Linked DNA regions of Homo sapiens: region 1 is linked to region 2. A link is a contact called in ENCODE Hi-C data. All regions are on one chromosome and are shown on one strand. Each heading gives the region's core, a stretch centred on a gene start or an enhancer-like site at or near the end of the contact. The rest is flanking DNA. Distances are from core to core; before and after follow the strand shown. Region 1 has its middle 47 kb from the start of LPIN2. Region 2 holds the start of METTL4 (methyltransferase 4, N6-adenosine).

The links. A loop is a pair of places that touch in the nucleus more often than their neighbours do. Pooled maps may share reads with other maps.
Region 1: a loop to region 2 is called in a pooled map, with 8 times the contacts of the local background. The contact joins the enhancer-like site here to the promoter of METTL4 in region 2. A Hi-C loop is called at or near these places in 6 of 50 pooled maps.

The regions. Positions count from the first base shown.
Region 1 is chr18:3,058,900-3,062,067 of GRCh38, forward strand. No RefSeq gene overlaps it. Among named protein-coding and RNA genes, the nearest start is that of LPIN2, 47 kb to the left of the region's middle. RefSeq lists enhancers at 1,752-2,046, 2,414-2,543. Within about 2 kb of position 1,837, at least 8 of the 41 ENCODE cell types and tissues checked have a DNase peak (open chromatin) inside an H3K27ac peak, as active enhancers do.
Region 2 is chr18:2,570,181-2,572,991 of GRCh38, forward strand. METTL4 (methyltransferase 4, N6-adenosine) reads right to left here and starts at 1,325. Exons shown (of 9, transcript NM_022840.5): 1 at 969-1,325. NDC80 (NDC80 kinetochore complex component) reads left to right here and starts at 1,377. Exons shown (of 17, transcript NM_006101.3): 1 at 1,377-1,503; 2 at 2,797-2,811. The coding sequence starts at 2,806. RefSeq lists enhancers at 418-1,340, 1,223-1,382.

The DNA.
Region 1 (3,168 bases), core at 587-3,086, 490 kb after region 2:
CCCAGGAGTTCGAGATTAGTCTGGGCAACACAGCAAAACCCTATCTCTACAAAAAATACAAAAATTAGACAGGTGTGGTGGCCTGCACCTGTAGTTCCAGCTACTTGGGAGGCTGAGTTGGGAGGATCAATTGAGCCCAGGAGTTCAAGGCTGCAGTGAGCCACTGCACTCCAGCCTGGGTGACACAGGGAGACCTTGTCTCAAAACAACAACAACAACACCCCCACCCCACAAAAGAGAAAAACAACAAAAATGTTAATGCTTCAAAAGCCTGCCTTGTGGGGCAGAGGAGGCACGTAACTAATGCATACCTTTATACAGGCCAATGAATACCTCCGGCAAAAGAAAATATCATGCTCTAAGGGTGTGTAATTTTCAAGGACTCATGCAAGCGGTCCATAGAAGAAGTGAATTGAATTAGAATTTATTTATTTATTTATTTTGCAGTGACTAGCCTAATCTCTACAAAAAGTACTTTAAAGGCTATAAAAGTAAATTCTTTCTGATTTTTTTTCCCTTTTCATTTTAAAGGGAGTTCCCAGAATTTGACTCTTGTTTTGAATGATGTCTTTGTAACAAACTTCCTGTGTTGACAAAGGACACGCTGAATTTCTGTTACTGTGGCTACCACAGAAATGAGAGCAGTTCCAATCGTCTCACTGAATTAAGGCCTTTATACAATTTCTTTCAAGTTTTCTAATTTTTATTATGTTTGTAGCTCTATAATATACAACCATAAAACAAGATAATATTACTATAACAATAATAAACAACTGTATCTCTATATATCTCTATATAATACACAAATAACACAGTAACAATACTTTACAACAATAACTCTACAGCATACCACTATAATAAACATTTGAAGTGACATGTGGGTTTTTTTTTTTTTAACTTCCCCTAGTCTTTGGACTTATTTTGCTTTAAATTATTTATCAACAAAGGTCTGAACACTTAATAACCTCTGCCTTATGGTGATACATTTCCTCATTATTTTAGTTTTGTATTATCAAAATAGAGTGAAAATGAGACAAATTGTCTCTGAACCTTAGCTATGCAGGAGATCAATCTGCTTCTACTTCATAAAAGTTGTTCAAATGTCACTGACAGGTTCTAGTAGAACCAGGGACATCAAAGTGTCTATTTAAAAGCTAAAGTGATTTTAGCATGACCATATTTTAAAATGCAAATGAATTTTTTCTATTACTCTAGCTAAAATGGCTTCTCATTATCATTATGTTTTTATATTTTTATGTTTTCTTTGAGAAGGAATCTCGCTCTGTTGCCCAGGCTGGAGTGCAGTGGCGCAATCTCAGCTCACTGCAACCTCTACCTCCTGGATTCAGATGATTCTCCTGCCTCAGCCTCCCAAGTAGCTGGGATTACAGGCGTGCACCACCACGCCCAGACGATTTTTGTATTTTTAGTAGAGATAAAGTTTCCCCATGTTAGCCAGGCTGGTCTCAAACTCCTGACCTCAGGTGATCCACCCACCTCGGCTTCCCAAAGTGCTGGGATTATAGGCGTGAGCCACGGTGCCTGGCCTATATTTTTACTTACAGCTTTTCTTTTTCTTTGCTGCCTTGTATTTAAAGGCAACAATCTTTTTTTACACAGCGTTAGAAATGCTCAACCACTTTTTGAAATGTTAACCACCATAATGCAGCCCAGATAAGAAACAAAATTAAGAGCCTCAAGAAATACAAAATTGAGAAACATTCCAACTAAAAACGTTTAAACAAAATAGTCTCATTCTTTATAGATACGAAGTTTATGTGTAGAAGCCAATACACATTTCCTGCCTCTTCCCCCTCACTTCCTGGCCGCCGGTGCTACAGAGCAACTGTCCTGCCACACTTGAGTGAGATGGAAAAAACCAATTCTTCACCCCAGTTCACTTCCATGACTTCCGGCAGTGTCTGTTCAGAGGTCAAAGCTGTTGGTGATTTTCCACTTGTGCTGGACATAAACCTGGCAAAAAGGCAGGAATTTTAGGGACAGAGGGCTTTCTACCATGGCAGGTCAGAAGGGCCTGGGGGAACAGGGCCTGACCCACACCAAGTAAATATTTGTTGAATGAATGAATGAATGGAAGAAATGGTATCTTATGGTTTGTCTTTTTTGGAGACAGAGTCTTGCTGTTGCCCTGCCTGGAGAGTGGTGGCACGATCATGGCTCTCTGCAGCCTCGAGCTCCTGGGCTCAAGCATCCACCCATCTCAGCCTCCCAAGTAGCTAGGACTACAGTCATGTGCCACCATGCTCAGCTAATTTATTTTTATTTTTTGTTTTTGGTAGAGACGGGGACTCTCTGTGTTGCCCAGGCTGGTCTCAAATTCCTGGCCTCCTGAAGTGCTGGGATTATAGGTGTGAGCCACCGTGCCCAGGCAATGCCCCGTGTTTTTAATAGAATGACGTAGAGGTAATTGTTTTTTCTTTCTGTTTTGAGATGAAAACAAGGAATTGGTTTCATTTTCATTATTTTTTCATCTGTACTTCAGTGCTGCTGAAACTTTCACCTGAGAGGAGGATTTCAGATTTCTCGATTCTGCCCCCGCAACGAGTTGCTTCTCTTCTTTCTCTGCACAGTCTTCACTTTCATGAAGCCAAATGCCTCCTTGCAATTCAGCTCCTGGTTTTGAGTGTGTAAGGAAGACACACGCTTCTCGTGAAATTCTGGAGAATGTCTCCGGACTGCGTGGGAAGCTTATGAACCAGAGGTGCCTGTACTGACAGAAGCCTGTGAGCAAAGAGGGTTCCGAGAACTGGTTAGCTCTTTCTAGCCGGGAATATTAAGCTGTAAAGAACAAGGAAATGGAGGGAGCATTCACATATGTACTGCAGTTGGCATGGGGGTCTCCTTGGAGAGGCTTCCTGTGGGCAACTATGGGTGCATTCAGTAGGGACATTTAGATAACTAAGATGAGCCCTGGAACAACCAAAATAGAGTCAATGTAATAAAACACTCTCTGATTCTGGGACACGTCCCCCTCGTCTCTGAAAGGAAACACTTGGCTTCAGTTTGGCTCAGCAATGTAACACCTTTTCTCCCGGCTTAGAACCAGCTCTTAGCAAGCAGAGTGGGTGGCTTTTGTGTGATACCATGGGCACTAGTAACGCCTCAGGCTGAAGTCCCGGCCTGATAGGTTATGCCCTTAACCTTCTA
Region 2 (2,811 bases), core at 75-2,574:
CTTGAAATGTGACAACCGGAACCAAAAGAACCTTGAATTTGGTGCCTACTTTGGTTTTGGTGCTGCTGCTTCTCAAGATCCTCAGCAGGGATTAAGAAGTTGGGGTGCACAGCAGGAATATCAGGAAATTGGCAGGCTTGACTTCCTGGCAAATTGCTAGCAGGACCACTAAATGCTGAACTGTACTGTGAATGTATACCGAAATACAAGCAATTATTTCTGTACTAAAGGTGTTTTTAATTTTGTATTTGTGTAAAACCACCTTTGGAAGCAGCAACTATCTAGTCAGAAAAGCAAATGATGTTTCCATTAATCTTTTCTGGGGAAAACATTAGTGCTAAGGATTTAACAATCTGTAGGTAAAGTTTAACCTAACAGTATTCCACAAGGAGACTTTTTATTATCAGACGGTTGCCTAATTTTCATATAATTTTTATATTAATATAATCCTTGGTTCCTCCCCATCCCCTTCATAGGCCACAGCTGAGGTGAAAAGGGTCCTGGAATGGCTAGTGAGAGCTAGAAATTCAGACGGGAAAATTGAAACTCAGAGCAGAAAGGCAAGCTGCCCAAAAATAACAACGCTAGTTAATGGCACAATTGCTACCAGACCCAAGTATCCAGACTTCCTGGAGCTGTGAGATCTTTCATCACCACCACTCTCCAGGTACCGGGCAGTGCCTGTTTCTGGATTCAAACTCACAGCAGCGAGGAAATCCTATTTTAGCAAAGTGATCTACTGTTACTGTTGTTAGTGCACCCCTCTCCTGCGTCTCTGCTTCACATCCACTCCCTCGCCGCCCGCCCCCAAACACTTGGATTCTTCCTAGCCTCTCACAGGTCAGCCACCACCAGAGGACCGTGAGCCTCCGGCAAGTGATCAAATACTGAGCCCGAATTTCGGCAGCCGTACCAACGCAATCCTGGGAGCCCATTCCACCCACTCCGCAGCCCCTCTCCCACCTCACCTCTTCCCTTGTCAGAAAAGCGGACGCCGCCTTCCCAGACTCTCCTCATGAAAACAGCACCCATCTAAATAGTGATCATGAAAAATGCCCCTTCCAGTCCACAGAGAAAAAGCTTTCTCCTTTTCTAAGAGTCCATGGGCGCCGCCATGTTGCTGTACGGAAAAACGTTTCCAGGGCGAGTTGAGCGTTCAGGGCACTCCTCGGCGCTCAAGCTGCCCACAGGTCTTCCGACCTAACTTTAGGGGTCGTGCCAGTCTTCGTAGAGACGGCCACACTGGCCCACAGACCCCAGTTCCTGGGGTGACGCAGCTGGGCGCGACCAGCACGCAGCCTTCCAGCGACGAGGCGGTCGCATGGAAGTTACTGCGCGCGTCGTGCGTAATGACGTCAGCGCCGGCGGAGAATTTCAAATTCGAACGGCTTTGGCGGGCCGAGGAAGGACCTGGTGTTTTGATGACCGCTGTCCTGTCTAGCAGATACTTGCACGGTTTACAGAAATTCGGTCCCTGGGTCGTGTCAGGAAACTGGAAAAAAGGTGACTGAATGACATCGGATTAACTTTGTTTCTGCAGAGCTGTTCTGGAGGAAGAAAGTGATGGCGCCAATGACTTAAATTTAGAGGTCCTGAGGCGATGTTTTGGTGTTTGTTTGCTGTTGGGAGAAGCCTCGAGGCCAAAACTGTGCGAGGCGCTGGTTTCACGGGATCTATTAAATTTCTAGTGGCAACGATTTCCCAAGGAGGAAAGGGGAGGGCCTGGGGGACACTGATGAGGAGTGGAGGCTCGGGAGAGGAAACGGGGAAGAATTGAAGGGGGCGGAAAGAGATGGACAAGAGAGGACTCGTTGGGTGGGTTGCGTCTGAATACTAGTGTAGCTTCTTATGGCCGTGTAGGACTGCGTGTAGAAGTCTTCATCTTAAATCATGAGAGCTACATTCTAAGTGGAGATTAAACGTGGACACACAGGTGTGAGTGGAAAAGTTGAATAGATGAACAAGCGCATATTGAAGAGGAAATAGGCGGCCAAAATCAAGAAGAGTCTAATCAGTGTAAAAGACTAAGGAGTACCCAGAGAAGTAAAAGGATTGTCACCTTCCTGAAAGCCAGGGCAGGACCTGAGAAGGCTGGGTGCAGAGATGAGACAGGATCAAAAGTTTTGTCAATCATGTGTATCCTAGGAGACAAATTTTTTAGCAGATGTGAAGGGAGTGACCTGTTAATGTGGTTTGTAAATGGAGGCAGCCTATAGACCATTTTATGGACCGGATGATTTATCCTTGTTGAAGGGGAGATTGATGCCAAAAGGGCAGTAATTGAGGAAACAATGGGTTAAGGACAGAGCAGGAGAGATTGACATTAGGAAAACAGAATAATTCCATTCTCTGAAACCAAAGAAAAGGAAACATTTTGAGGTGAATAAGAGAATTTGAGGTAATTTTTTTGTCTTCCTATTGAAATAGGCACAGCCAACAGCAGTAATGTGGTCTGGGTAACAGACAGGGCTTTAGCTACCACGGATACCCTTGTGAAGGCAAAAACCGTAACTTACTCGTCTTTGCATCTCCTGCATTGCCTAGCACACTCCCCTATATATATAGTGGGCAGTTAATAAATGTTTATGTTGAATATTTTTAAATGGAATTAAATAGATGTTCCTTGCAAATGAGAACTTCAGTGTACATGAACAAAAAAGAGATACCCCAGGGGAAAGATGATGATCTTGAAGAAACAATGAAACCTGACTGTCTTTCTGTTTAAGGATAAATAGTTGCTTAATGTACCATCTCTGTCTGGAAAGTTTTTTTTAAATACTGAATTCGTGAATGTAGGTCATAAGCATGAAG